Regions from separate parts of the Homo sapiens genome. Here region 2 is linked to region 1. A link is an interaction called in ENCODE POLR2A ChIA-PET data of the cell type or tissue named here. Cell type or tissue: A673. All regions are shown on one strand. Each heading gives the region's core, and the rest is flanking DNA. Links, peaks and the distances in the headings are about the cores only.

Evidence for each region. ChIA-PET counts read pairs that join two places held together with the same protein. Peaks named below come from ENCODE experiments on the same cell type or tissue, not always from the same donor. Only the 100,000 strongest peaks of a DNase experiment are listed, where the experiment ranks them.
Region 2: POLR2A ChIA-PET joins it to region 1 with 13 read pairs; 2 of 35 experiments call an interaction of 5 or more read pairs at or near these places.

What each region holds. Positions count from the first base shown.
Region 1 is chr14:33,771,948-33,787,907 of GRCh38, forward strand. It overlaps NPAS3 (neuronal PAS domain protein 3), which reads left to right. Exons shown (of 12, transcript NM_001164749.2): 8 at 2,390-2,583; 9 at 6,519-6,625. Among named protein-coding and RNA genes, the nearest start is that of SNORA89, 71 kb to the left of the region's middle. In A673, for the core only: no CTCF peak of the experiment used is centred there; a DNase peak (open chromatin) is centred at 11,124.
Region 2 is chr14:33,262,999-33,278,958 of GRCh38, forward strand. The region is part of intron 3 of NPAS3 (neuronal PAS domain protein 3); the gene reads left to right. Among named protein-coding and RNA genes, the nearest start is that of NPAS3, 330 kb to the left of the region's middle. In A673, for the core only: no CTCF peak of the experiment used is centred there; no DNase peak of the experiment used is centred there.

The DNA of each region.
Region 1 (15,960 bases), core at 6,701-14,700:
AGCTAGGTGACTTTGGACAGGGATGAGCCTTCTGGAGCCTCCTTCTTCACCTGAAAATAAAAAGGGAAAGGAGCGAAGATAGACCCTCCCAAATTTTCTTCCAAATGTGAAATTTTATGATCCTTTAAAATAGTCAGTCACTAATTAGGCTTTTGAAAAACACCAAATTAATACTTGGTCCTTGTCCTTACTGGTCGATATTTTTAAAGGCAAACAGAGACGTAATAATAAAATGTGTAGAATTCTTTACAGTTTATAGTCACCGTTATCTCCATTTCACAGAAAAGGAAATTGAGACACAGAGAGGCTGCGTGACTTGCCCGTGGTAACGGAATCAGAAAATTGCGAGTCGAGACTCTTACTGGACCCAACTTTGACCCCCTTCAATAGACTCCTACTGGACCCAACTTTGGCCCCCTTCAGTACCATGATGGCCACAGGCAAAGCTGGAGATCAGAGGCCAGGTCAATCTGACATGCTGACAGCTCCCTCCCGGTAGCCTGTCTGCCTTCCCCAAATGTTTTCCAACCCAGACGCCTTTAAATTGCTTTGGAATAGAATACCAAGTGGGGATTTATTTAGCATATCATTTCTGGATGTGTGTTTTCCTGAGCATTTATAGATCTGTGTTTTTCCAAAAAGCTGAGTGTTCCTGATAAAACAAGACAGATAATGATAAATGAGCATCTATGTAAGCCTAGCTGGGAGGAGGACCAGCGACTGTTAACACCCCTCCTGTGAAGTTAATCCCATTTCTTTTAGCTATTTCTCTATTAGTTAATGAGGTCTTGCACAAACGTGTGTCTGTGATGGTGTTTTAGCATCCTTGCCTCTAGGAACATCTTCAAATATTCATAAAGTAGCTCATCTGACCAAAGCTTAAAGCAAAGGTGCATTAAGTATGAATTTAGTCAACTTCAAATGTGGGTGGTCGAAAAGCTGCTGCTGAAATAACCTAAATAATCCTCCTTATTGGTGCTTCCAGATCCACAGCTGTGGGCGCCGACGTGAAGGGTGACAGGGAAAAGGTATTAGCTGAAGCAGCTAGAACTCTGAAGGGCAGCCCTGTAAGCTTTGATCCTGCTTCCTGACTGACAGTAGTGTGGGCCCACTATTGGAAAACCAAGTAACTTAAAAGAAACAAAAATAAAATGGAAAAGGAATTGCCAGTGGAGCCCCTGGGAAGGAGAGCAGACGCGAGATCATATTGTTCCTGGGAGGCACGAGACCTACTTCCCACTCCAGTTCCTTATAGCAAAGGAGGAAAAGCAGAATCTCAAAAGATAGCGTGGCACTCAGTGATGCATTTGGAGCGGCAAAGCACATATGGACACTCAGCCACTAAACTGAGCTCCATGGTACTGTGAATCATGGCAGTTACCTCTATGACTTGGCTTTGGAGGATTCCCCACACTATAGCAGAGTCGTGGGAACACAGCTAGAGTTGATATGCACATGTGTGCACGCACACCCCCACCCAGCCCTTCCTTCTGCAACCTAAGGCATAGTGGCACAAATCCTGCCTATTTTTTACCCTTTTATGATTTTGTTTCCCCAGAGCATCATTTGAGGAAGTTGTCGCTATGGCTCTTCTATGTGCAGTTTATATGCAAAGTTTGCTTGGTTCCGGGTGGCCTGGACTATTTTGGCCAAGAAACTGAAAATTACAGCCCAATATTTTCCTTCCTATTTCCAGGCAAATACCTCTGAGCTGCCACTAAGATGGTTCAAGTCTTCCTGACCCTACTTTAGTATGAGCTCCAGGGACAAATCATGGGCCAAAGTCCTCTGACCATCAACCCCATAGGGCACTGCAATAAATCACTGTACCACTGGGAACTCAGTGCTGCATAACAGGAAATATCTATCCTTGAAAGAACCCATTCATGTCATTGCCACTGAGTGTTTTATTCATTGGAGCCTTTGGCCTTTTACAATATCAACCCCTGAACGAAGGAGGGCTCAGAAACCACACATCTGAAAGGAGATGGCCATGTAATCCCACTCAAGTACAGACCTGGAGAGAGACAGATGTCGTCCATTAATAAGGGCTAATAATGCACATGTTTCCTTTTGCAGCTCAGTGCTCAACTTATTGGTCATTTTATTTGGTTATGAGTTTTCCCTTAATGTGAAAAAAAAGTCCTTAAAAAAATAGCAACAGCACCATAAGAATGCTGCCTTGAGGAACGCCTGGAATGTAATAATACTATTTCTTTTTTGTCTCTTGCCACAAGGACACTGAGGGCATGCCGACAGCCATTATGATTACAGAAGATACAAGCTAATGTTGGTTGTTCCAGATGTAATTTTGCATTTCTCATAAGAAATGCTGTTATATCTGGGATGTAAATTTGACTGGTGTCCTGTACTTAATGTTGTTTTACAGGTGATTCACATAACAGGCCGGCTACGCCTGAGAGTGTCGCTGTCCCACGGGAGGACCGTCCCCAGCCAAATCATGGGTCTCGTGGTTGTTGCGCATGCCTTGCCTCCCCCTACGATCAATGAAGTCAGAATTGACTGCCATATGTTCGTCACTCGAGTAAATATGGACCTCAATATCATTTACTGTGAAAATAGGTACTTTGTTTTTGTTTTCATTTGCCCTGTTGCACGTTGCACATTGGTGAGGGTTGTGTTTCAGCCGTCTGAAGGATGGTACTCTCCCAGTGAGGTTCATTCTAAATCCTGATCTTGTTTTTAATGGCCACTTGGACTGACACCAAACATGCTTTTTATTTAAAATTTACATTGCTGCCCTGATTTACGTTAGGGACAACAATTAAATGAATCGGGATACCCAGACATCCATATGCTATAAAGAAGGTCCATTTTGGCTGAGAACCCAAGGAGAGAGCAGGGCTTAGATGCCATTGGCAAAATGATGCAGTAAAATGTATTGCCTGATGCCTCATCGGGACCCACTTCTGCCTAATTCGAGGGCCTGGCCTCATGGTGGTCAGTGTTCACACAGACGCTAAGCATGGAAAGAACAAATGAGAATCTGAGGTCCACAGAGGAAAAAGGATGAAAAAGAAATTTACAAAGCTATTAAATAAAACTTTGTCATCCTGAGGATTTCACTTTTATAAATTAAAAAAAGATGACTCATCATACAAATGAGTTGGCAGTTCTTCCTCAAGACTAAGCTTTTATAAAAGGACTTTTTAGCCTCTGGTTAAAAAGTTCACTTTTTCCATTAAGCACAAAGCAAGGGACAAGGAAATGGGACATTGCCCCTTCAGACCTTTCACCTAGAAGTCAGCAGCCCCTTATCAGACTGATTGGAAGAGGAAACCATGGGGTGCAGGGAGGGCCGTGGAGAGGAGCCGCCCACATACCAGGTGTGGGAAGGAAGCTCTGGCGATACTATCCTTCCCCGGGTGCCACAGGGAGAAATACTGCGTCAATTTGGGGAGGATGCTTTTGCAGCGCTGTTGTCAGGCTTATTCACTGAGCCCTGCAAGTGCCTTCAGAGGAGAAACTGAAGATCCGAATGGTCAAGTGACTTGGGGAACTGACCTCTCCAGAGACTAACCAAGAAGATAGCCCCTGCATTCAGTCCACTGGGAAGCGCTGAAGATGTTGAGATCGAGTTGGAAACTGCCTATCATTTCTGAACAGGACCTGATTCAAAGGAAATAATTCACCCTGGGAAAAGATAACCCACCTGAGCTATGAGTGTTCAATAGGGTGGAAGATCTCATGAACCTGTTGCTGTTATTTGATAAGAAACTCTGAATCTGCATTTCAAATTTTGTTGGCATTTATTAAAATGTTTATGATCGTGACATCGTGGGTATGTCTGAGATATTCTGGAAGGGCCACAGAACACCAGGAAACATGCGTTAGCCAGAATGATTCGCTGGAGTTGGCAGTTCCTAATAAAGATGGCTGGCGTTTACTGATCACTTACTACACATGGGGCGTGTGCAAAGCTCATCACCTGCACAATTTCACTTAAGCTTTAGGACAGTCCTGTGAGGCAGGTGCTGCTGCTGTCTCCATTGCCTTTGGGCAATTTCAGCTAAGAGAGAAACGTTGACTGTCTCATCCTCAGCCAAGAGATTCAAAAGCCCATGTAGTTAGCTACATCCTGTGGAGTCTCCTGGAGTCTCTTCTTTTTCTTCAGAAGTCAGACTGAATGGCAAATGACCAGAAAGAATAACCTCTGAGGGGGACTTTTCATACATATGTACCCATGAAAGAACCAAGTTACAGCCCACAAAGCTATTTCTTCTCTAATTAAAAATGTAGAATGCTGGAGAAGGAGATCCAACCAGGGAAGACAGACATCAAATCAGAGGATGGACTGTGGCTTTGCTTTTTTGAAAACACACATCAGCTCCCTTGATTTAGCTACCAGCCACCTCTCCCTCCAAAGAACAGGGCCTCGTCTTATTTACCAAACTTCCAATGATTGTCCTATCCCAAAACATCACTTAATTTTCATTCCTGTGATCAACTCATTAATTCTTTTGACAAGCTCCATGGACCCGAGTGCCTCATGGTGCCACTCTAGTAATTGAGATCATTTTCTGTGACCTGCTTTTGGCGTTTTTCTTCCTCTTAAAAAAAAAAAAAAAAAAAAAAAAAAAAAAAAAAAAAAAAGCTTTTCACAGTCCCCTTTATTAGCCAATACAATACAGCATTATTTCCCATCTACAGATGATAGTAATTATGAAAAATACCTGTATGAAAGGTAATTGCATATTTGATCTGAGGAAAAGCATATTGTGTGCCAGGCACTATGCTGTGTTAATTTCATTCCATTCATTCATCCCCTCACCAACCTTTTGGATTATTTTACAGAAGAAGAAACTGAGTCTCAGAGTAAAAGGTGCCATCAGGATTCTGATCCTGGTGTAGGTCATCCAACTGGTCTGGTGCTTTTGAGATATGTGTTAAGAGACCCTCAAATGCCGGGCTAGTCGCATTCACCACAGTAACAGGCTCTGGTACAGAGAAGGGCTTGGATCGTTTTTTAAGGATTTAATTCAAGAAAAGAATAAACTAAAGAAATGCCTTCCCTAAAGAATGGAGTGGCTTTTTCCTGGGGTTTATTATTTAATTAGGGAATTGTTAACTAGAAACTAAGCCTTGCTCCTTGACTCTGCAGACCATTCTTCTCTGCATTCCCAAGGACGGCCTCAGGCAAAGCCGACATCTAATGCTTTCAGAGGAGCTGGCAAATTTCAGAAACACCAGTGAGGGAGGGTCTTTTAATGACATCCTTGTTCCCTCATTTGCAGAAAGGGGGTTTAACTGTGCTTGGAAGATAGCTAATGGTTTTAAGAAAACACCGACTAATCTGTGTCATACCTGAAACCCATGAAATCCTTAGAAAACCCTCCTTTTTATTTCCCCAGTTAATCTTATCTTACCTAAAATCCTAGTTTGGCCAAAAATATTATTTGAATTGCTAGACACTGAGAAATTCACTCGATGGGTAATATATTTTAATTATGTTTCTTTTTTTGTTTGTTTTTCTTTCTTATTTCCCTGCCTTGGGGGCCAGAAAACTCTCCAACAATGATCACATGTGTTTCTTAAATGTGTCATTTCTAAAGATTTACTTCATATTTCAATAGACCATATGCCGTAAGTCATAAAAAAAAAAAACACATGAAGAGTAAAGAGAATAAATTAAACAAAAAATATATTCCACTTTGGACTGACCAAAAGGAATCTGCACTTGGTAATACAGAGGGTAACAAGCATTTTGACATGTTTGTGTAAACCAGGCGGATTCCCCCAACACGGTTTCCAATTTGGGCTCTATTTTTCCATGCTCTGCCTGAGGACATCGACGTCTGGACAGTCAGTGACAGAGGCTTTTACACACACGTACTGTCGAGCACAAGCCTGGAAGAGCTGCTGAAATGGTTTAAAAGTTTTTGTGTGGAATCCACCACAAAGTACCAGTTAAAAGGGCCAGGAGTGAAAGCCGAGCTCCCAAATGACTAAGACTAAAAAAGATAATACCCCCAGGCATCTGTATGTCTCAGCATTTAAATTATATCCCTTGAAATGCCAATTTGGACTTTGTGCCAAGAAGCTGCTGAAGCCCTTTTTCATGGAAATACCCAATAGAAGACCAATCTGTTTAAATGAAAGGTGTCTCTAATCATTTGGTATAAACATAACATGTTTTTATTTTATTATGTAACCTTGAATTATCTTGGCCTGTAATGAGGATCTTGCATTGTTACTGATTCTCAATAATTTCATGAAATTATGTTGTCTAAATGTGCATTCTTAATGCCAAAGAAAGAGAAAAACCTATCTAATTGTTGAAACACAATCGCTTGATCTAACGCATTTCCTACTTTTGAAAAAAGACTGTTACGTGTTAAAGAAATAATCTTATGTATAAAGGGTTTCCCTCACAGTGCCACCTCCTCACGGGTACAGTAGTATAATGAAATGTGTCAGTAGAACTGTTTCTAAGTTATTTGACAGTTTCTTTATATTTCCTCCTTTCTGAATTCCAGCCTGTGTTCTTCTCTTTGTAGGATTAGTGATTATATGGATCTGACCCCTGTAGATATCGTAGGGAAGAGATGCTACCACTTCATCCATGCTGAAGACGTGGAGGGCATCAGGCACAGTCACTTGGACTGTAAGTACCTCCTGTGTGGGGGAATAACCCCGGCTGGTGTCAGCAATCTCTGAGGCTTGTTTGGTTTCAGTGCTGATTTTTCCCTTCATCTTTCCTGTGTACATTTCAGATGACTGTCAGTGTGCAGTGAGAAAAAGTGAGACATAAATCATTTCAACGCGTGTTAGAATTAGATTGAAAGTTGGACCTCAGGCCTAGAGAAATTGCTGGATCTTTAGGCACTCACCCAGAATTCTGTGGTGTCTTTTGCTGTCTCTCCTATAAAGTGGTGGGGAAACCTTTGTCTTAAGTGCTACCTTGACCCTTTCATTTTCTGGAGAACAACTTCCACTCTGAAATTTGTGGTCTCAGTTTCAAAGTACACATGGGAGAAGACAAGTTCAAATAAGCCAGAGCCTTATAAAAATGCCTATTTGACCAGCCACAAAACTGGGGTGAGGGGAAGCCAGGGAGATGGGGCAGAGCACGTTCTTTAGAGAAAATGTTGTGTGGACACAGCAGCTCTCGAAGACAGTGCTTTCGCTGTTTCTGGAAAGAGAGTTATTCAGAAGAGTAGGTATCTCCATCCCCCAACTCCTGGGGAACAGAAACTTATCTCAGCTCTTTGAATATGGCTCCCAGCCCCTGAGCCACAGGCTGAACTCCAAAAGACCTTCTGTGCATGTGAGCAAAGCAGGAGCATCAGTGGTGTGGCTGGCTCCAGCAACACACCAGCAGAACCATGCAGGACCCCGCATCCAACCGCCCTGGCTGTTCGCACTGTCCATGGAAGGGGTCTGACTAGAGCACTGATCTGGTGGCCCTCTTCTGACCAGAGGTCCTTTATATGACCATTCAGGAGATTCTTCCTGAAGATGAGTCTCCCCTACCCCCTATCCATGTCCCTGGAAGCTTCTAACCCCAGTTCAGACCTCTGAATTTAAATACAGTCACATGCCACTTAGCCATGTTTTGGTCAACTACCTACCACATATATGATGGTGGTCCCATGAGATTGTAATACTGCATTTTTACTGTACCTTTTCTGTGTTTAGATATACAAATACTTACCACTGTGTTACAGTTGCCTACCAGTATTCAGTAGAGTAACATGCTGTACAGCTTTTGGTCTAGGAGCATTAGCCTATACCATATAGCCCAAGTGTGTAGTAGGCTACACCATCTAGGTTTATGTAAGTGCACTCTGTGGTATCCACACAATGATGAAATACCCTAGTGATGCATTTCTTAGAATGTATCCCCATCATTAAACAACACACGGCTGTACATGCAAGGTGCCACAAATGAGATGGTACAGCCTAAAGTTGAAGCATTTATACAGAAAAAGCCAGCCAAGTGGCCTTTGTATTTACCTCCTCTCCCCTTTCTTATCTTGGTCAAAGAGAGCTATTTCTTATCTTTCCTGCCCTTTGCAATTATTTCTTCATTTCGAACTCAGAAACATGGAGATGTTGAGCTAGCCAGCACCTCAAAGTATGAACATCCTGTACTGTGTTTTTAACCCTGCGTTAGCAACACTGACATGGAACCAAGTTCAGTGTCAGAATCTGTATATACCACGTCTCTGGAAAGAGCCTGCCTGCAAGACAGCAGATTCTACTCCCAACACGGAGTGTGTGTGTCTTGATATTGCACACCAGGGATTTAGGGAACACACTTGTTGCTGAGAATGAATGGGTGTTGTGTATCGTAGAAGCAGATGGCTCTTCAATTAATTGGGGAAAAAAATGATGTGGTTTCCTGAAAAGAAACATCAGGTTCTTTGTTGCTCAGAGTTTAGAGAAAATGGAGAAAAAAATCAGGATCTTTGGAAGAAGCCATGGATATATTTTTGGAATAATACAGGCTAGAGATCCAGACTTCACAAATGAATATATTGTTTTGAGGACACTGTCATAGACCATGTGTGCAGAGGGAGATGCCTTCTCATTTTGGAATCTTAATTAAGGTCTAAATTCAGAAACCTGAGGCTGACAAAAAAAAAAGAACTTTGTCTTCCTCAGTTATTATTTGGAAAACATCATGCATCATGCTATCTCTCTGGGATTTGATTTACAGCTTGAAGAAACACAATTCCTCAGGAACAGTGAGCGAGGGCAGTTCATTTCTCCCCATTAAGCAAAGGTCTCCAACAAATATGTTTGATGCCTTTCTTTCCGATTTACTTTTATCTCATTTTCCGTACCCAGAATAATTTGAGAGTGCTGAAAATAAACCACTCCACCATTCACTATTGTGCTATTCTCCTAATTTTTCTGGTATCTTGCCAACTAATAAACAGAGAAGGTATGCTTTCAAATTCTGATTTTTTTCATTACTTGATATTGACATACCGGCTATTGCTTTATGATTCAGCCTACTAACAATGATTGGGTTCATTCTTTTAACTCATACACATGACTTCTAATTTTGAGTTCTTTTAATAACCTTAAACACATGAAAAACAAATAGAATGAGCTGATAATTCTGCATAGTAAAATACACTTCACATATTTAGCTATCATGCTGTGGAATAACTCCACAATGTCAAGTAGCACACAATTAGTAAAACTGTAGGGGGAGGAAAAAGAGTGTTTTGATCCTGAAGAAGTTTGATCCTAATCAGATTGAAATTTCAGCGTTCTTGTAGTGCTTAATATCTTCAATCACACACACAAAAAAATCAAACTGATTCCAGTGTCAGGTTTTGCATTCTGTGACTGAAATAAAATGCTAAAATATACAAATGCATCTCGCTTTGTACAATAAACATTAACATCATTATAAAGTAAGATTGAGTCTAAAATTGTGTGATGGAATGTCTGATGTTTACCTAATTCTCAAACCAAAGCCAGCCCAGTAACAAAATGACAGACCATGTAATAAGTCTTGGTTGTGTAAACACTGGAAGAAAAGGCAAAAAGCCAGCACAGCATCTTGCTTTTCCAAAGCCCTAGGCTATTACTGAAGGATGCCTCAACTGTGCCTTCTTGGCAGGAGAAGGTCATGGCGACATAGAATCAGGTCAAGAATAAGATAGAATTCTAAAACAAAGGGATGGTTAAAAAATAAACCACATTAACTATTTAGTTTTTCTTCCTAGAGCTATTGGCACAATTCCTGGTTCTGTCCTGAAAGATAGGTTGTAGTCATCTGGTAATATTTCTGATTTTTTAATATCTGTCTTATGCCCCAGTTTGATAAAGCGTTTTTTTAAAAGACTTAATAGTCTTTGATAACTAAAAATACTATCTTTATCACTTATATCTTTTTTCCTTGCCTAGGCATCTGTAAATCCATAAATGAACTTGTCTCTAGAATAAGAAAAGTAAAGAGGAATATCAGCTGTGCCAGGATTACAACTCTGATAAATTGAACCAAGAACTTTAGAGCATCTACTCTTCCACTAAGTTAACATGAGATGACTGATAGTTCACTGGATTTCAACAGAAAGAATCAGTAAGAATCACATTATTGACGCCAACATGGTATGTTAGTGAAACTACACTGGAACTCTAAAGCCTAGGGAGTTCTAGGGCCCCTTCTTTCACACTGTGACCAAAGACGTCTGTGATTTCTTTCATTTAAAACCAATTTCACCAATTATTCAGGTCAAATCAACATTTAAAGGTTAGAATTTTAAACCATTCACATTAGTAATTATTGGGGCATCTTCACCTCTTCCTCCCTCCAGTTCTCCATTGCTCAGGAGGTACTGGCTTGGGAGATGATCACTCACAGCTTCCCACAGTTACACACTCCAGTTACTTATGGTGTCTGTGTGGCTCTTCAATTATGAGACGTTTCAGTGCAACCATCTACCACTCTACTTCTGCCTGTAGCCCCCCAAAAATGGAGTGCTAAACCAAACAGAGATGCATGCTTTGCACTGCTCTTTATTCCCATTTAATCCAGCCCTTTGTCTAGAGAAGGAGCTGAATTTGTCTCGAGATATCCCTAGGGTTCTTTGTGGGTCCAATCAGCAACAACTTTCTAAAACCTTAAAGAGTGGCCTAGGGGAAAACTTCCTTTCTCTTTATGATGTTCTGCTCCACCAGGGAGGCTCAAGGCTCTGGAGCTGTGGGATTTCAGAGAAAAGGAGCCAGAGACTGTAGGTGTGGTGGCAGTTTTTTCCTTCCTAGCACCTGACCCAGTCTCAGAAAACTCTGGAAGAGTTATTTCAGAAAGACAGAAGGACTTCAGATTGCCTTTGAGATCACATGCAGTTAAAAAGCATGGCCTATCCAACATACTTGGGGGTTGTTTTTTTTTAAAAAAAAGAAAAAAACAGTAGCTTAAGTGTTTATTTCTTAATTACAAACTTCTATACTTTCTAACAAAACTAATATACAGCTACCTGATATAATGCATTCCATGCTGTTTTGCATCAATAACCCCTACACTTCCCTCCTGAAGGCGTCTCATCGCCAAATGCAAGCAGACTGCTTAATGCGGGACTAATTAGTATATCCCCTTCCAGTCTGCAGGCCCTCCATTGTAATTCCTTCCCAGCTCATTTTTTTCCACAACCGAGCATCAATCAAAGTAAGTGCCCTGCCTGCCTAGGCAACACAAGATGTCCTCCATGCATTTGTCATCTGCCACACAAACAAAGGGGGAATTTAATTGTTGGTTTGGGTATGCAGCCACTGCACACAGAAACGGAAGCTGCAAGTGAAGGAAAGAGAAAAGGTGGAAAGTTTGATGGGTGGGCCAAATGCAGATAGCACGGGGGACTTTTTTCTGTTTTCTGATCTCAGCCTTTCTTCAGGGGTGGGTCTTCAGGGATTTAGCTGCAACCTGGTCATTGGCTGGACTCTTCCCAGAGCAAGTAAGTGTTCCCCTTCTGCCATATGAATATGAAAATTCCCATGAAAGGAAATGCATGTAATAGCTACCATGTCTGACTTTCTTCAGAAGCCAAGTCAGCCTTCATCGTGTGCCTGGCCATTAACCGAAAAAACCGTCACAAGGAGGCAAGATAAAGGCAGGTTTTTATGCAGGGATGAATTTGTATTATTTTGTCTTAGTTTTTTGGGGGGGTGGTGTGGGGGGGCGGGTACCGGCAGGGAGACAGTGCTTGTTTTGGCTTTTCAAGTCCATGGGCAGGCAAGCACGGAGTCAGAGACCAGCAAGAGGGTTGAGCTCCAGCGGCGCATCCCTGCTGCGCTTACTACACTGTGCATCAGTGGGGCAGTGGTGTCAGCACCCCCTGGGAACTCAGAGACGCACATTTTAAGGCCTTCCCCAATCAGAATCTGCAGTTAGCAAGATCCCCAGCTGACTCGTATTCATGTGAAAGCTTGAAAAGTACAGACCATACTAGTCTTTAGACGGCACTATTTTACACGACGTAAACAGTAAATACAAACTGAGTATCTGAAGGGTTTTCTTTTCCTCTCAAATTGGATGAATTCTGAGAACAGTAGCAAAAGGTGAGTAGTGAAATAACTCTCAGGGTACTCGATCAGTATTCCAATGAAACAAGAATAGGATTAAGAAGCTGACTTCTTTACAAAGATATAAAGTTTTAAATATCAACAGGAAAAATTTAACAGAGTATACATAGTACTAATATCCAACCTAGTAAGCAAAAGATCTTACCGTTTTTTTCCCTTGGGCGAATACTTTCCTGTGTACTTGACTGTATGAGTGAATATGAGCAGTCGTTTTTTTCCTATTCAAGTTTATCTAACATTTGTGAGCACTTACTAATGCAAAGCCTGTGTCATTGCTGTGAGGTTTCAAAAGCAACTAAGGTATGGTGTCCACCTTCGAGGAGCTTACATACTAATAGAGAAGGCAGCATGAAACAGCCAATTCTGAATAGCTAGTATGAAATGAGGTCTGTTAAGATGTGCAGACAAAACACAGAAACCCCAGAGGTGAAAGCAACTAAGGGGAGGATGGAGAAAAAGCCCCAGGGGAGGCAGATTTTCCCTGGACTTTGAAAGAGGATGGCAAGAGAGATGGAGGAGTGGTCTAAGGCATTGCAGGCTTAGAAGAGCATAGGAGAGACATAGAACACAAACACATGATCTTTTCTGTCTCCCCAGAGAGCAAGCCAGAACTTTGATTTGACTGACAAATTCTAATAAAATTCTCACATGGATTCGCAAGCTTCTCATTATTATTTCAATTAGTAGCTGCTTTTATTTTTTATTGTTATTTTTATTTATTTATTTATTTATTTATTTTTTTTTTTTTTTTTTTTTTGAGACAGAGTTTCACTCTTGTTGCCCAGGCTGGAGTACAATGGCACGATCTCGGCTCACCACAACCTCCGCCTCCCGAGTTCAAGCAATTCTCCTGCCTCAGCCTCCCGAGTAGCTGGGATTACAGGCATGCGCCACCACGCCCGGCTAATTTTGTATTTTTAGTAGGGACGGAGTTTCTCCATGTTGGTCAGGCTGGTCTCGAGCTCCCAACCTCAGGTGATCCACCTACCTGGGCCTCCCAACGGGCTGGGATTACAGGCATGAGCCACTGCGCCCAGCCTAGTAGCTGCTTTTATAGTTTTTTTAAAACCTTGTATTCAACAAAAAATAACCCATTGCTCTTATAAGGCACGATCAGAAGAAGAAAACAAAATCAATACTTCTGGCCGGGCATGGTGGCTCATGCTTGTAATCCCAGCACTTTGGGAGGCCAAGGCGGGTGGATCACAAGGTCAGGAGTTCGAGACCAGCCTGGCCAACACAGTGAAACCCCATCTCTACTAAAAAATACAAAAATTAGCTGGGCATGGTGGCAGGTGCCTGTAATCCCAGCTACTCAGGAGGCTGAGACAGGAGAATGGTGTGAACCCGGGAGGTGGAGCTTGCAGTGAGCCAAGATCATGCCACTGCACTCCAGCCTGGGTGACAGAGTGAGACTCCATCTCAAAAAAAAAAAAAAAAAAAAATCAATACTTCTGAGTCATCCATTTTCACCTAAATCAGTTAACCTAAATAAAATCAATTCCATTACTTCTTATAATGGCATCGTGTTCTCAATCTTATACAAACTATTTTTTAAATTGTTTCCTGAAAACATTCAATGATACCTCACATATCTCAAAAAACATCAAACTTTTTTTAACTTAAATGAGTGGCATAGGATTTAATTCATGTATGTGTCTAACATGCAACAGTTTTCCCATACATGCAGGGTTAACTAAAGATCAGGTCATTCAAATCTCTTCATGAACTCCCACATCTTCTCTGGCTTCCTAGAACTTTTGGTGGGGCATATCGACTAGAATGCACCTGGTTACAAGTAACAGAAAATCCCAGTAAAAATGACTTAACTTTCTCTTCATGATCAAAAGACTTGATCAAAAGATCAAGATAGCATCCCCATCATCAGTTCCTCATAGGGCAATGTCCAAAGTGCGGAAGGGGTCAGTCGATGTTTTGTGTTCATTTTGGAGCTCACAGAAAACATTTCCAGAAGCACTTCCCCACCACCCCACAGCAGGGAGAAGCCTCTTGTGTCTCATAGTCCCGTGTGTCGAGTGACCAAGCCTAAGCCACTCACTGGCAAGCGGGTAGAATTACTGTATCTGGCTTAAACAATCGAGGTTTATTCTCCTGGGATTTAGGAGGAGGCCATCAAACATAAAACCCAAAATCAGACTTTTGTTATCCAGAAGGAAGTGGCAGAATAGCTGTTGAGCAGACGACCAACAATGACTGCTACATGGAAGAATCTATGTTTTCACAATAAAGTACTTGGATTTCTAAAAATCTACATAACAGATGAACAAATGGAATTTGTCTGGGATCCTGGAAATGTTTCTGACTTTCTGAAACACTAGTTTTTACATACCTGTGCCTCACTACTCATGTATTTCTTTTTAAAGATGTTTGTTTAGTGGAGTTAACAAAATGATTGCCTCCAGAAGCACAGGGTCCACCAGAGACAAAATAAATCTGAGTATAAGGTCCACATCATCCCTTTTGTCTGTTTTCACTTCTGCCTATGCCCTAATCAGATTAACTGCTTCAGTACTTGATAACACTTAATTGTTAAAGGGAGGTGAAGAATGCACCCAGCCCAAGTCAGACGCCCTTTGCGCTTTCATAGACCTACATACCACCTGCCATACAGTTGTCACTGTTGTAAACTTATTAGTGAAAATGACTGATAAGCATCTCTTTCTCATTCAAAGGCAAGTAGAGGTAAATCCCTCTTTCCAGAGTGAATAAACTTTTTCAACAACCTCTCACAGTAGAGACTTCCACTTGAGTTTCATTGCCCAGTGTCTCATCATATTCCAAACCTAAAACAATCCCTGACTAGGGGAATGCAATTATCAAGACTGATGGAGACTAACGTAGGACAGGCCTGTGACACATTTTGCACACTCTGATATCCCCCAGTGACTAGCACAGAGTAGGCACTCAAAAAAAATGGATTGAATGAATAAATCCACCATTGTCCTCAGTTCCTAGCCTTAATTTTTTTAATTCCATGTTGAGGAGTTCACCGCTTCTCATTTATATAACAAATTCCCCCCCCAAAAGAGAAGGTATAGGTCCTAAAAAAAATACTCTATCCTTAACTATTTTGGGTTGAGAAGGGAATGAATGAGTGGGACTGAAACTCCCTGGTCAGACTGAAAACAGCTCGTAAAATACTGTGATCTCAGATGTCCCTCATGCCAACAATTATTTTGATTCTCCTTGTCCTAGAACACTAACAGTGTTTAAAAGCCTTGTTCTCCAATTCAGTACATTATCATGAAGAAAAGGGGAATTTATTTTTTAAGCTTAACAAATTGACGCATTCTAAATCAATGAAAAGTTTTCTGCATGATTCAATATTAACAGTCAATAAAAATCTATCAATTGGCAGTGTATAGGAAAAAACCTCCCCTGAGGTTGTAAATCACACAGATAGCAATTCAAGCAGGGCCTGTCATTAGCGTATTAGGGGGGAAAATCCATCGATGATGCATACTCATTCACAAAACATCTACAGGTCTTCTGTCCTTAAGCTCATAACTCACAGTAAGTATCAAATATCCTTCAATTCTACCAAATATTGCTCAGCATATAGATTTACAAAAAAAAAAAAAAAAACCTAAAAACCAATTTCTGGATGCCTGCTATTTAAGACATCTAGCTCACTAATTGCAAAATCTATAGAAAAGTCTGCACAGCATCAAAGCCTCGGTTGATCCTATGAGCAGTTCTAAATGAAAAACTGTCTCTTTTGCGAGTAAATAAAGCACTTAATGCAGTTTCTGGCTATAATTGTGTTTCTCCTGTGGGTTTTGAAAATGACCTTCCTGTAAGCCTCAAGGACTGTAACTTTTTAGATAAGGAAACTTGTTCTTGTTTTAAGTCTATGTCAGGTTCATTCCCCTATAG
Region 2 (15,960 bases), core at 4,445-12,444, 510 kb before region 1:
TTTGTAGATTCTGGATATTTGCCCTTTGTCAGATGAGTAGATTTCAAAAATTTTCTCCCATTCTATAGGTTGCCTGTTCACTCTGATGGTAGTTTCTTTTGCTGTGCAGAAGCTCTTTACTTTAATTAGATCCCATTTGTCAATTTTGGCTTTTGTTGCCATTGCTTTTGGTGTTTTAGACATGAAGTCCTTGCCCATGCCTGTGTCCTGAATGGTATTGCCTAGGTTTTCTTCTAGAGTTTTTATGGTTTTAGGTCTAACATTTAAGTCTTTAATCCATCTTGAATTAATTTTTGTATAAGGTGTAAGGAAGGGATCCAGTTTCAGCTTTCTACGTATGGCTAACCAGTTTTCTCAGCACCATTTATTAAATAGGGAATCCTTTCTCCATTGCTTGTTTTTCTCAGGTTTGTCAAAGATCAGATAGTTGTAGATGTGTGGCATTATTTCTGAGGCCTCTGTTCTGTTCTATTGGTCTATATCTCTGTTTTGGTACCAGTACCACGCTGTTTTGGTTACTGTAGCCTTGTAGTATAGTTTGAAGTCAGGTAGCGTGATGCCTCCAGCTTTGTTCTTTTGGCTTAGGATTGACTTGGCAATGCAGGCTCTTTTTTGGTTCCATATGAACTTTAAAGTAGTTTTTTTCCAATTCTGTGAAGAAAGTCATTGGTAGCTTGATGGGGATGGCATTGAATCTATAAATTATCTTGGGTAGTATGGCCATTTTCATGATACTGATTCTTCCTACCCATGAGCATGGAATGTTGTTCCATTTGTTTGTATCCTCTTTTATTTTGTTGAGCAGTGGTTTGTAGTTCTCCTTGAAGAGGTCCTTCACATCCCTTGTAAGTTGGATTCCTAGGTATTTTATTCTCTTTGAAGCAATTGCAAATGACCATTTGACCCAGCCATCCCATTACTGGGTATATACCCAAAGGATTATAAATCATGCTGCTATAAGGACACATGCACACATATGTTTATTGCGGCACTATTCACAATAGCAAAGACTTGGAACCAGCCCAAATGTCCAACAATGATAGACTGGATTAAGAAAATGTGGCACATATGCACCATGGAATACTATGCGGCCATAAAAAATGATGAGTTCATATCCTTTGTAGAGACATGGATGAAGCTGGATACCATCATTCTCAGCAAACGATTGCAAGGACAAAAAACCAAACACCGCATGTTCTCACTCATAGGTGAGAATTGAACAGTGAGAACACATGGACACAGGAAGGGGAACATCACACACTGGGGCCTGTTGTGGGGTAGGGGGAGGGGGGAAGGATAGCATTAGGAGATATACCTAATGTAAATGATGAGTTAATGGGTGCAGCACACCAACATAGCACATGTATACATATGTAAAAAACCTGCATGCTGTGCACCTATGCCCTAAAACTTAAAGTATAATAATAAAAAAAAGAAAAAGTAACTGATTTGAGAATGATAATCCAGACAGATGTTTTAAAGAAAATAAACCCAAATGCTTCCATTTAATATTATGTACTGTGATGTTATTTAGATTATTAATAGTCTATACTCATATGATTTAACTAGATTTTATTAGGAGAGGTAGATATAATGAGAAGAGTTAGTGTCTGAATGGTACTAGGGATATTTGGGGAAGTGGCTTAAATCTGTCTTGAACTCCCTCTGCTGAGCTGTTGCTTTTTTCTTCTCCTTCTAGCAAATCCTTTCACACTATAAATGTGAATGATAGAAGGTGATCTACAGATATTCATTTCCTTCCTCTCCTTTTCTGAGCCATCAGGCCCAGTGGCAGCCTGACCTCTTGCCTCCCACTTCATCAGGGCAGTCTTGGTCTCCTCACTTGGAGAGTTCCTCAGAGACCAGGGACCTAAGGCCTCCAACTGCACTTTGTAGCCTGGTCCCCACTTCCATTATTCTTCCTGAGTTCCCAGAGTTTCTCTCCATAAGTTTCTCTCAGTAACTGGTCATATTTCTTGAGGTAATATGGAAAAGAGCCTAGCAGAAAGGCAGGCACAGAGTGAGTGAGTGCTGTTTAAGTTCTAGCTACCATCATCACTACTACCTACTGAGAATACTCTTTTCTTCTTTGGTAGCTTTCTTGAAACAAGGTCCCTCGTGTTAATTCAAGGCAGCTGCTGTGATGAGGAGATACTCATCCAAGCCTAGCCCCTTGGCTAGTAGGGGAAAGGTAGCAATAAGGACAATCCCTAACTGGGTACCAGAATTATCCTAACACTTCGGACTTCTGAAACTCTGTCACTGAACTCTGCTCTCTGGCATCACTTCAAAGAACTATCAAGTAGACTTAAAACATGGGCTTTGACATTACTTTTCAGTTTAGTAATAGTATTAACTGCTCTGTAAAATTTTCTAAGGAGTCATATTTTCTTCATCTTTTACAATATATTTTTTCTCCCTATGGATTTCACAATCTCTATTATATGCTAATGGCTTTGAACTTAACCTTTTCTGTGATATTTGGTAAGAGCAATGCATTACATTTTTTTTTCATTTTATAACAGCAAATAAAGTAAAAGCTAACATTTGATAAATTAGGCTCTGTCTTATGGGCTGTACATGTGTTCACTTACTGAATTCTCACACCAGTACTAGCGGGGAAGTACTATTTTTCTATACTTGAGAAAAGTGAGGTGGAGAGATTAGTAATTCACCCAAGGTAAATTGTAGAGCCAGCATGCATAAGTCAGCAATGTAGATCTGGGGCCCAAGCTTGTGACTACTATATTCTGCTACTTTCTTTGTTACTTTTTTACTTGAAATATTTAAATCAACCCCTTAAAAAAGGAATCTACGTTGGCTTTCTGATAGTCTATCATTAGATTACCTTGGAAATCACTGTCCATGATTTCCTTTATTAGTGGCACTTTAAAGAAAATTACATTTTAGATAATATATATTTATATAAGAAGTAGAGATAGGTATATATTGTATACTTACATATGTATATGCACTTATTTATATACTTAAATATGTAATATAAATAAAAATATATAAATACATATACACACACATTTATTTAGACTATACTCTAAGATAAATTTTGTGCTTCAGAAGCTAACATTGCAGAATTGTTATAAAAGTGTGATGTCCTTTGGGGAAGTCATTGCATTTCCCATTCTTGAAGCTCACTTTTAACTTAATCTGAAATTAAAGAGGCCTAACTGGCTAAAACAATGTAAAGGATGAGTTTAAATGCACAATTTCCTTCCTTTTTATATATGATAGCAGTGAAAGGATGTGTTTTAATTTGTGGACCTCCCACCTAGGACCATTTCAACAGCTTTGAATACCTGAGAAAAATATCAACTGCTAAGCCAAAATTATCCTTCTTGTAGGAGACTAAAATAGAATAATTCAGATTGAAGAGAGAGCTCATATCTAGGTTCCAAGTCTCACACCATAACCCATCAATGAGAATCCTTACCTCTAAGCCAAAGATGATTATGCCATTTTAGATATGGTTGCCATTTTACTGCTTCAGGAACTTACATAGATGAAGTAAAAGCAGTATTTAAAAACTAAATACAATTTAATTATTGCCTACTGTATCTGATACTTTACTATATTCCTTATGTACACTTGGTTCAATCACCTCATTTTACAGATGAGATAAGAAAACTGAGGCTCATGGAGAGTGATTGGATCAAGGTCATTCAGCTAATGCATGGCCAATATAGGTCTTGACCCTTTATCTCTCCATCTGATGAGCTTGTTAAAGACTCCCCAAGGAAATCTCAAATATTTTTATAGAGCACTGTTAATGGAATCTTGTATGGCTAGTACTCTAGCCACTACAGATATTTGTATTCCTATCCTGGGTATTGTCAACAGCTCTTATTGATCAGCTTTAGAGATAAATATCAAAGGTCTGAATGCAGAGGACTGTTAGGAAAGTTGCTGCCTTAAAAAATTCTCTCTCATTTTCTATCCAAAAGAGACACATTTGGAATATCTGACTTAGCAAGGCAAAGAATTGTTTGGGATGGGTAATTGCCAGCTTGACATTTGTTATTATGGCTTTGTCATTTTTACCCTGTAGTTTATGAAATCTGCTATTGTATATTGCCCAAAGGCTTTTAAAAATCAATGGTTGCATTTTAAAGCATATAGAATAAAATAAATTAAATGCCACAATTCACATTGTATAATTTTAAGACTTTGGGGAAGCTGGGCATATCAAGGTCAGGCTATTCTTGGGGTATTAAGAATACTAGAAGATATTGCTTCCAGCTCATTGTACTTTCTATATATTTTATGGTGTGAATTTTACTACATAAATGTACAAATGAGAATATATTAAGTGAATATATACAGATAGAAGATTTTTGAAATTTAATGCTGCTGAGGTAGCAGCACCAGCATTTAAGGATCTTGACTTATGAGAGGACTGTAGACATCTAGTGTCCTTTCTGTCATCTCATCAAAATGTAGAATAGAGAATTAAGAACAGGGAGGAGCTGTGTTTGCATGAATTGAAAGACTTTGTAGGCACTCCAAATGCTTATGAAATCTCAACCATGAAATTAAGCTTTTTTCCCCTATATGCCTTTATAATATAAGCCAATATTCTTCTTCATGAAGGTAGAATAGAATTTATTGACACATTTTTCTGGAGCTTGTCTCACTAAATAAAAATTTTCAAAAGAATTTAAGTTTGAAACAATTTAAAATATTATCTTTTTATATTTAAATCACTGACTAGATTGTAACCACCTTAAACTGTATTACAGATTTCCTGAGGTGGGGATCTGCATGTGTAATTGTTTGAATCCAGCAAAACGTGGAGCCCAGCATTGGGCATGCAGAGGAGTGCTATCGGCACATATTGGGATGAAGTGAGTCTTGGCCACTCTGCTCCTACATAGTGAAGAGCCAGTCGTACTCACTCTAGTTCCTCTCAGACTTGTGAAGAATTTGGCATCTACTTGTCCATACAACAAGTTTCATTTTATCTCCTACTGTATGCCTAAGGATGACATAAAAATTAAAAACATAATTACTATATTCTTCTTGATTTTTTTTTCAGCTGCTAAGTTTCAGAATGGCCTGTGATAGGGGACTTTCCCAAAGAGGTGTAGGTCTTATGTGAACTTGGCCCCAGGTGATTTAACCTCCCAGTGACCTTGTCATTAAAGCCCCTTCTCTTGTCCATTGGACAAGGATGCCCAGTCCCAGGACAGCATTTCTGCTGCCTTTTTGATCTGAAGTCTTGGAGCCTGCTCTTGTTACTGGCTGCTTTCTCTCTTAATGAATACAGACCTGCTTGATCTCTTCCCCAGCTTAGACTTTTTGACTCCTTCCTGTATAAATTTACGAGATGCTATCTCTCCATAGAAGATTTTGTAAATAAAACTAATATAGTAAGACATAATTATGTAAAATTATCAAGTCTTTGAGGTGGCAGGACCCTTTATTCTGTGGTTTCTCATGGTTCCTGTTGTCTTCATTGCCATACAATTGGCCTTGTCTTTGATGTTTATTTGCTATGGATTTCTTTATTTCTCCTTTATTGTATCTCTTTTTTTTGCATTCAAATGTAACCACTCCTCTACTGGTTTGCAGATTTGCTTCATGTCACTCCATGAGGAACTTATCAGTCAGCTATGATATGCCTATCACTTACTGAACACTGTGAGAAAGATGCCCAAATATACTTGACGTAGCCTCTACCTAAGTTCTTAAGGAGCTTAGGAACTTGGAGAAGATGTTTCTGTTTTTTCCATGCCAGTCTAGGTCATGGATACTGGAAAATTGAAAGCTCATTTGTATGTGTTTAAGCTGAAGGACGATGTTGATATTCCCTATTGTAATATTTTCTCTGTGCGTTTACCCTCCTTGCTTCTCTGAGAGAGACAGAGGAGGAAGGCAGTCCTGGAAAGGGCTTTTTTGCCTCTCTAATTCACATCTTCTGTGCCAGCTGTCATTACTGATTCCCTTGAAGTGAAAGGTCATGGCAGACTAATGCTTTCTTGAAGTATGGCCGGTAAAGCTGCGATCTAGTGCATCCACCCTTCCATTTGTTTCCCCGATTTCCAGGCAAGGCTTAGAAATGCTTAGTAGGACTTTGATACATAGTCGCCTAGGAAACAGTGACTTATTTTATCTAAAATATTGTATCATAAAGTGTGTTTCAAAATAAAATTTCAAATAAATTAAAATAGAAATTTCAAAATAAAAATAGCTAAAATCTGTTAAATACCCTCTGTCAGGCTTTAGTGAAAATCCTTTACCATATTAAAGTTTAATCCACACAACACCCTCCTAAGTTGGTACCTTGTTGTCTTCCTCATTTTATAGATGAGAAAGCAGAGGCATGGAGAAGATAAAGATGGATCTATGTACTTATCTTTCCCAACACCCAAATTTAGTAAGTGGCAGAGCTGGGATTTGAACTCAGGTCAGAATAGGTCTTGAACCACTATGAATCACTCTGTTAATCACATGCTCCTTTGAGCAGGAACTAAACATAGGCATTTAGATAAGGAAATGTGCAAATAAGGTGACTTGACTTTGAGGGGTTAATAATTATTGACCTATATACTATTTAGTAGTTTTAGGTTCTTGGCTCAAATAATTAGTTAGGGAAACAATGAGAAAATGAGAATACAAGTCAGGGTGTTAGGAATGAATTAAGACAAAGAGGTTCCAGCTCACGAGCATGACTTCAGATGGCCTCTGATATACAAAACAATGGCTGCCAATGCCAAAAAGCTTTATTCGTATTTTCATGACTTTATCTTAAGGCATTAATACCTGTTAAAATCCCAAATGTCCTAATAGGGAAGCAGGGAGGGGGGTATGGGGAGGGAGGGCAAGAATAAACTGAAATACTCATTCAACCAGTGATTTACAGAACTATGCAAATTACAAAGTGACAACTACCTATACTTTAACAGAGGTGTCTTGGGGTCTGATTCTCTGGAAGCAGAGCCTAAGATGGGATTCTTGGGCGGGTGCAGTAGTGAGGGAGTGCTCTCAAGTGAAACCTGTGAGAGACCGAGGGACACAGGACAGGGCAGGGGAAGGACAGCCTCAGTCTGATCCCATGGGGAGCTCTGGAGCAGAAACTCTCCATGGAATTAAGGAAAGCGGTTGGCCTTTTGTACCCCAGATAAGTCAGTCATTGACTTATTCCCCTACCACCCTCTCCTTCCTAGTATAGCCTCCCAGACATTTCCAGAAGACTTGGCTCCCAGAGACTGAGAGTAATGCTTGAGAGAAGGATACAGCTGTAAACAATTGGCAGCCACACTTTCAGCAGCTGGGGAATGAGTGATTGACCCTATAAAAGGAAGGGGTAGTAGAAAGGCACCCCAACACCGTGTACCACAAAGGACTTCCACAAAATACTCTGAGAGAATAGAAGAGGAAAGATAAATTCCACCTGGTGGTGATGATATTTATAGTTATTAACAGTGTAGTATGAATAAGGCATTTGAGTTATAAAGGTGTGTGTGTGTAAGAGAGAGGGAGAAGGAGGGAGAGAGGGAAGAAGAGAGCATTAAGTGGAAAAGGGAGAGATGGAAGGGACTTCCTACTTCAAAATTCTGCTCTAGTATTTAAAAAGCTTAATTACATAGGTTTTTAGAATTCACCAGAAGAGGAATGAGGACCATTGATAAGGTGGCTAGATTACATGTTTTCCCTCTGGAAGATCGTAATTAAAGAACAGCTTTGGTTTTCTTTTTTGTTTTTTAAAATAACTTTGTGGCTTTAGCCTGTTAAGCACATATCACAACCATGAGTTATTTGACAGGCCATCCTAGAATGGACGATGTCCTGTCTGCAGATATCTCAGGTCAGCCAGTTTGAGAAGTGAACACCTTTCTGGATGGATGGCAGGCAGAAGACAGGGATCACTGGAAATACCAAATACCCTCTAAGTATAGGGCTGAAAGGAATGCCTCCCCTTCACCCTCTGAATGTTCCTTGAAAATCAAGTGACAAAAGGAAGATTAATAGGATAAAAAGCATAGAAATTTATTTGATCATAATTTTAGATGACTATGGGAACCTTTAGAATGAAGACCCCAAAATACAGAGAAACCGTCTGTTTGTGTGCTTAGGTTCAACAAAGAAGTATGGACAGTCATATAGAAATACGACTGGATAAAAAGGGTCTGATCTAAGGCTCATAGATTGAATGGGGAAACCCAGCAAGGCCTCTCTGTTCCGATTCTTCTTGGCCTCTCTGTGCAGCATTTCTTCCTCCTGGGTATAAGGCAGAACTCTCTTTGGAATGAGGGTCTTAAGTCCTACAGTCAAACGGGATAGGTCAGAGAATTTCTTTATGGCCAGTTTTCACACAGAAAGGCAAAGGGAAAGAGAGTAGTATTTAGGTCTCATGGCTGGCTTCAGGGAAAGGGGGTTCTGGTTTCCATGACTCACCTTGGGGAAGAAGGATTCTGATTCCTGTGGCTAGCTGTTGGGGAGAAGGAGAGGCCAGAGACAAGAGAGCAGGAGGTCAGAAAGAGTCCTTTGCTTCTGAGGCTTTCATTTGGGTATTGTTTTCGGAGCCCCAGGAGAAGCTTCCCAACAGCCTTGTAGATAACATGCTTAAAAAAGGATAATAATTCCACCAATGCTAATAATGTAGAGATTTGGAGCACAAATATTTATTAAAAAATACCTGATTTTAAAAAATTCCTCCCTGGTTTGCTTGCTCTACCATCTGGTTCCACACTTACTAGAGCAGTATTAGCATAATTAAATTAGCACTTTTCTATCTCACCTTCCTCTGTTCTGGCATGTACTGTAATATATCCATTTGGGGGGACAATATTGTTTGACAAGCTATTTATAAAATTAAGTTAGTTATATTCCTTATTAATGTAATCTGAAATAAAGGATGGGCTCTTGAATGATCCTTAATGACTTTTTCAAAGAGAAAGTAGAAAAAAAAAGATCAAGCTGATTGTTATTACTATGATATTGTTCTGTTTTTTCTTTTTTCCAAAACATAGATAAATTAAGTGACTGTAAATTTTCAACAACAATGAATAAGCTGATGAAGATCAAGGTGATGCCTTCAAGTGCTCATCAAATTCCAGGCTTGGGGCCAGCCTCCTTGCGTAGCACTTGTAATCTTTTTTCTCCTGCCAGAAATCATGTTTCTCAATCCTGTTTTGCTCAGCATCTTAGGCAAATCATGGCTTGAATTGTACACATGATTTTAATATAATATTCAGCAGTCTTTTCTTAAAGACTCAGTCGCTGTACATTTCTTCCACAAAGAACACCACCTTCTTGATCACAGTACTCATAATTATAGCAGTGGGATATTCATGACCTTTGTCTAAACTACTTAGTTTGGCTACAGATTTAGTTTCTGAATTAGAGTCATAATCTTAAGTATCTCTTAGAAGGGCCAGATGAGAAATGAATGTTTGCTTCATTTAATTTTTTTTGTTTTGAGATGGAGCCTCACTCTGTCACTTAGGCTGGAGTGTAGTAGCATGATCTCGGCTCACTGCAACCTCTGCCTCCCAGATTCAAGCAATTCTCTTCCCTCAGCCTCCCGAGTGGCTGGGACTACAGGTGTGCACCACCATGCCCAGCTAGCTTCTGTGTTTTTAATAGAGATGGGGTTTCACCATGTTGGCTAGGCTGGTCTTGAACTCCTGATCTCAAGTGATCCTCCTGCCTCAGCCTCCCAAAGTGCTGGGATTACAGATGTGAGCCACCATTCCTGGCCTAATTTTATAAGCATTTACTTTGTTTCATCAAAATATCACTGGAATTCTGGTAGACAACACGTTGCAAGAAGTGAATAGTCTTCCTCCAAAGCAGTTACTTTGGGAGAAACAAAACTCTACCAAAGGGTAGTGATACTGACAGTTTTGCTTAAAAAAGAATCGAAATCTCTTTACAATTTTACAAAGCAGAATTATGTCAGCTAAACTGTTGTCTTGACTAATTCCTCCCCTTACTTTGGCCCAGCATTTCCAATTTACTTCCCACTTTCTCGCCAATTAAATTACTTGGTATATTCTTTCAATTGCTGTTGCCACCTGTGGATCTTTCTGCAGTCCTGGTCCCTGACGGTCCATGTGTTTGTGCCATTGACTTCCTGATCTCTAACTCCAGTGGCTGGTCTGCACAGTGTGTGGCTTGACTCCTCTGGGAGCCTTTGACTGTGTGGGCTGTCCCCTGACTCCCCCGCTCTTCCCCAGACTCACTGTCTCCCACTGGTTTCTGGTGCAAATCTCCTCTCTTTTAAATCTCTTGGCACTTTCTTCCTTTTGTTGGTTCTGAGTTCATCCTCTGCTGGCCTCCCTTAAACAGGGGCCTCTCTCAACCTTTCTCTGTAGGTCTCTTCTGTTCTCAGTCCACACAGGGTAGGAGTTAAAAGCTGTAGAAGTGGAATAAAATCTAGGTTTGAATCCTGACTCTGCTCTTTATAGGCTCTATGACTTGGAGAAAATTTCAGAGGCCCCATTTTCTTATCTATAAATTGGAAGCTATAATATTTATTCCATCTTGAACAACCTAGAGAATTATGTGATTTTTTTAAAGTAAACATTCATTTCTCATCTGGCCCTTCTAAGAGATACTTAAGATTATGACTCTGATTCAGAAACTAAATCTGTAGTCAAACCAAATAGTTTAGACAAAGGTCATGAATATCCCACTGCTATAGTGCTATAGGGCTTGTATGTAGAATAAACTCATTAAAAATGATAGATTTGGCTTTAATCTCTGGATAAACAATTCTGTATTCCCTAGATTGTAACTACCTGAAGGCAGGGGTACTTGTTTTGTTGTATCTCCAGGACCGGAATAAGTGCATGGCATGTGGTAAGCAGTCACTCAGTGGTTGCTGAATGAATGTCCAACAAAAAAACTTTCAATGAAATAGTGACTCCCAAATCTGGTTGACTATACTGATTTCTCATCTAAATTCTAGACCCCAATTTCCTAACTCTTTCCCTGTAGTTTTATGATGTTAAAATGTCAGACAAATTAAATTTAACAGAATGATTTGCAAATCGGACAGCCCCCTTTCCCCAAACCAGAAGATGCTGTTTGGAGAGACACTACACTGTGGCATGGCCAGAGAGGATTTATGGACAGAAAAAAAGAAAGTGACACACAGGAAACGCAAGTGTGGTACAGAAACAGCAGGATTGGTTACAGCTCAGTGTTTGCCTTATTTGAATATGGTTTGAACAGTTGGCTGCCTTTGGCCAAAACACAGTGATTGGTACAAGAGTAGGTTACAGTCTGTTTACACAGTTACAGTTCACTATGTACGGAGAAACATTTAGGCTGGACTTAGAATATGTAAGGAGGCAGCATTAGGCTAAATTGAATTTAACACCAGACATCTCAAGGTAAACATGTCCGTGAACATGCTCTTTTCCTAGCCTGTATCTCCTTTCCTATTAATACTACCATCAATTAACTGCCTGCCATCCTAATTTCCCTCCCCTTTTCTCTGGCCTCCCATATCTAGCTGGCTTCCAAGTCCTAATTATCTTTACAATTGGCCGCTACCCGCTGTTTCCATAGACCCTGCCTCAGTTCAGACCCATCCCCTTCTCATATGCATTATTCTTCTCACTTCATAACTAGCCTCCTTTTAGTCTTGACTTAAAGCATTACCTAAGCTGATCCAAGCACAAGCTTTATAAAACTCAGAGTCATCTCAGTTGCATAAATGATATAGCTAAACACCCATACTCTGAGGGAAGGTTCTCCCAGCTGGCCAGGAAATGAGTTTAGAGTTTAGGCAGGCTCTGGAATTTAGGCCTCCTGCTTTTCACACCTAAGCTTCTTCCTTGGACCACAGTGCCTCCCCGTAAGGAAATAGATGCCAGGACTCTAGCAACTTTTTTAAAGGGCTACATTTTTATATAAGAAAAGTTCAAGGATCTTTTATCATTTCATTAGTTGGAGAAGCTAAAACAATGCACAGAATTTAAGTCATAGATGCACGATAGTGGCAGTGCCTATGCAAGTTCTCAAATCTGAATCATGAGTTTGCTGCTTTTCTCTTGACCCTTTCTTGCTTCTCTGAATTTACAAATGTGCATGTGAGAAAACATGCTTCTCTTTAAAGATCCAAGGGTAAGAGAGAAAATAAGAATCCAGATAATAAAGTATAGCTACAAAAGGGAGCCCACTTAGTTTGGAAAAACCATTACTGTATCAGAATGATGTATCTGCAAGTGACTTGCATGAACATATTTTATGTGCCCACCAGCATGTTTTTTGTGGTTCCCTGCAGCAGATACTGCTCTTTTATTACTCGTTAGCCACTTAAAATCCAGCCCAATTTTAACAGTGCTAAAAGAGCAAGAAAATTTATTTTAAAGAAAAAGGCTACATTCTTCTAAACTGGAGTCATAATATTAATACTTAAAATGCATGGCAACATGCTGGGAAAATGGGATAGTTATTTAGATATATTATAAAATGTAGCCCACCACTTTGATGTGATTCACTACTATTTCACCAAACCAATTTAACAGTACCCTGTAGAGAGGGAATAGTGCAATTAAAATTAGTGACAGAGATTTTCACATGCATAGATCTAAATCAGGGTAGGTTGATAATGAATTAAGTAATTTTGCTTCCTTGTGAAGTCACATCCATAATAGATTCATCCAGGATGGAATTCATGTTTAAAGGACCTGTCTACTCACAGTATTCTGACTCAATTGACAATATTCCTGGTTGTTTTCCTTCTTTTCTTTTTTGCTTTTTCAGTTTGGCTTTGATGACAGAATTTAAAGTGGATAGTCATAATAAATTAGTATAATCTGACTATTTGATCTGTTTCAGCAAAGGCCAACTCTTTTCAAAACATAATTTCACAAATCTAATTTTTAAGAAATCAAAGCCACACAACTATATGTGAGTCCTTAGATATGATAAATATATGCTCTATAACTTTTTGGTGTGAGAGCACACAATAAAGTTATTCACATATTCCCAGTACTTAGTTTCATATGAAAACACCAAGGGTACCTACATTGGTTTGACCCTACTGGGGTACTCTATATTGATACTTACAGTTTCATGCTTTCTGTTCTGAGATGAACTGTGTCTGCAACAGTTGGTAGCACCTACACACTGTGTGCATGACCACATCACCATTAGATCTTCGGTTATGTTAGTCATTTCTACATCGAAAGTAGGGTTAATTTGACCTGAGAAAGTTGATAAAGAGCTATGGATATACTATTTCTGTGACTTGCAAAAAGTGTTAAACGTACTTACAAGGAGAACACGGGAGTAGTGAGGATGGGAATGAATGCAGTTAACACAGTAATAAGAAGGAAGAAATTACTCTTTGTTCACTGTGGCCATCTGCAAGGTTTGTGTAGTATCTCTTGTAGATCTTATCTGAAATTGGTAACCTTCTGCCATACCAGAAGGAAATGCAAAATCAACCATTTGTTCTAGTCCTCCCATCTCCCTATTATGAACAATAATATTTATTTTTAATAATGGTGTCCCAGTTTTAATGAAGTAATTTTTTTAAAAAACTCATGAATTTCAAAGCCACAGAAGTGTTGATTCTGGGATAAATCCCAAGTTTACCACTTCCTAACTCTGAGATCCTAAATAAGTTACTTCTTTTTTTTTCCCTGAGCTTCATTTAGTTCCTTCCTTTGTAAAATGAGTGTAATAATGGCAATTATTTCACAGGATTATTGTGAGGATCAAAGATAATGAACATATCATACTTGGCATATAGAAGGTAATTTATAAATTATTATAAATAGAAATTATGATTATTTTCTCATGCTTTAAGATAAATGATACTATGACAGCAGAATGTCTGTAAACATATATTCTTCTCATAGAAAATTTTGTTTCTTCTAAGGTAGAATTCTGCTTTCTGAGGGAATGATTGGTAGATTGTAAAATTTCTTGATTTGTTGATTCACTCACCAAACACTCATAGAGTGCCTACTATGTGCCTACTATGTAAACATAACAAAGCCATACCTCCACCAGAGCTTACATTCTAGCAGAGAGAAATAGACAAATGCACATGTAATGCCATGATAAATGCTGCAAAGAAAAATCAAGCAGTATAGGGTGACAGAGAGTAATAGGGGATGATATTTTAGATAGTGTTCCAAGTATTTTTCTCTTACAAAGAAAATCCAGAAACACAAAAATACCAGCCATTAACAAAAGAAAGACCCTTATTTCTATTTTATAGAGTTGCTTGATTCCCAGCAGATATGCTCAAGTGTGGAGGCAGTGTGGTCAAATGGAGGATACATGGGTGTTGACAAGCAAGAAGTCTTTCTAGTCCCAGCTCTGGCACTGATTAACTGGCTACCATATGCAGTTCACTGTATCTGAGTTTCAATTATTTATTTTTCAGAATTATCAAGTACTTATTTAGTGCCTGCTGTATGCTGGGTACTTGGAACAGGCAAATGAACCAAACAAAACTCTGCTTTCATGGAACTTACCTTCTGCCAGAGAAGAAAGTCAACAAATACATATGTGATATTAGGGAAAGTGCTATAAAAATATAAGGGGCTAGGTAAAAGGAATAGAGTACAATAGGGGATGACATTTTTGATGGGATGCCAAATGTTTAGCTTCTCTGAGAGGCAACATTTAAGCAGGAACCTCAATGAAGTGATGGAGCAAGTGATACAGATCCCTGAGAAGAGGCCACTGAGGGGGCAACATGCAGAGCCCTCATGGGAGTAGGCTTGATGGAATCTGGGAAAGGCAAGGAGGTTGGAATTGCTGGAGCAGAATGAGAAAGGGGTGAGTTTGGAGTAGTAGCCAGGACCAGACAGAGGCTTTGGATTTTCTAAGAGGGAAGGGAGGATGTTGGGAGGGTTCAGGATGGGTATAGACCTGATCTGAGTGATAAAAAGATTACACTAGTTGTTGTGTAGACAGTATACTAGGAAAGGTTAAAGTGGAAGCAGAGAGACTAGTTCAGAGGACCGTTGCAGAGGTTCGGGTTGCAGAGGTTCGGGTGAGAGAGAAGGGTGGCGTACACTAAGGTATGGTGAAGGGGGCGAGAAGGAATGAAATTCAGGTTATATTTTGAAGGCTAAACTCAGCATAATCTGTTAATTGGATGTGGATTTGAGAGACAAGAAAGACAAGGCTGTTTCCAAAGCTTTTTGCCTGAGCTATTGTGAAGTCCTTAGGAAACACACGAGTTTGGAATGGAGGGAATCTGGAGTTCAACTCTGCACAAGTTAACTTTAAGGAGATGTCATGTCAATACAATGGGATGTGAATCTATAGTAAGATTGGAGGTTGGGGCTGTGGAAGTATACATTTCAGAGTTATCAGTATGTATCTGGCATTTACAGTCAGAAGGCTACGTGATGTCACCTAGAGATAAATGTGTAGAGAAGGATGAGTTCTGGGAAAGGATCTCTAGACCTGCCAATATTTATAGATCAGAAAATGATGAGGACTTTGGGAAGATCCAGCCAATGACTTGATAGGACAATAGGAAGATTTCAGAGTCCTAGAAGCCAAGTAAAAAAAAAAAAGTATCTCAAGAACGATAAGGGGAAAAAAAAGAATGATATGAAAGATACAACAAATATATGAAAATCATTTTGAGGATATAAAAACCACTACTCTAACAATTCTTCTGGCTCTTCTTAATTTTACAATCTGGTGTGAATAAATGGTACTCACTTTCTAATTACAGTACTTAAAGATTGAGCATATCTCTAAAGCATGACTGACAAAAAAAGGAAAGTAAACAGATTTTAAATTAAAGCATTCTAAGTTCAGTGATATTCAACTCAAATATATCATACCACATTTTGAAGTAAATGCTTTTATCTTAAAAAATGTTAAGAAGCTCTACGTAAAATTTTAATGCGAGTGTGTATATAATTTGCATGAGCAGAAAGGACACGAAGATTTCTTCTTGAAGAACAGCATAATAATAGACATGAAAAGAATCACAAACATCACAGTTAA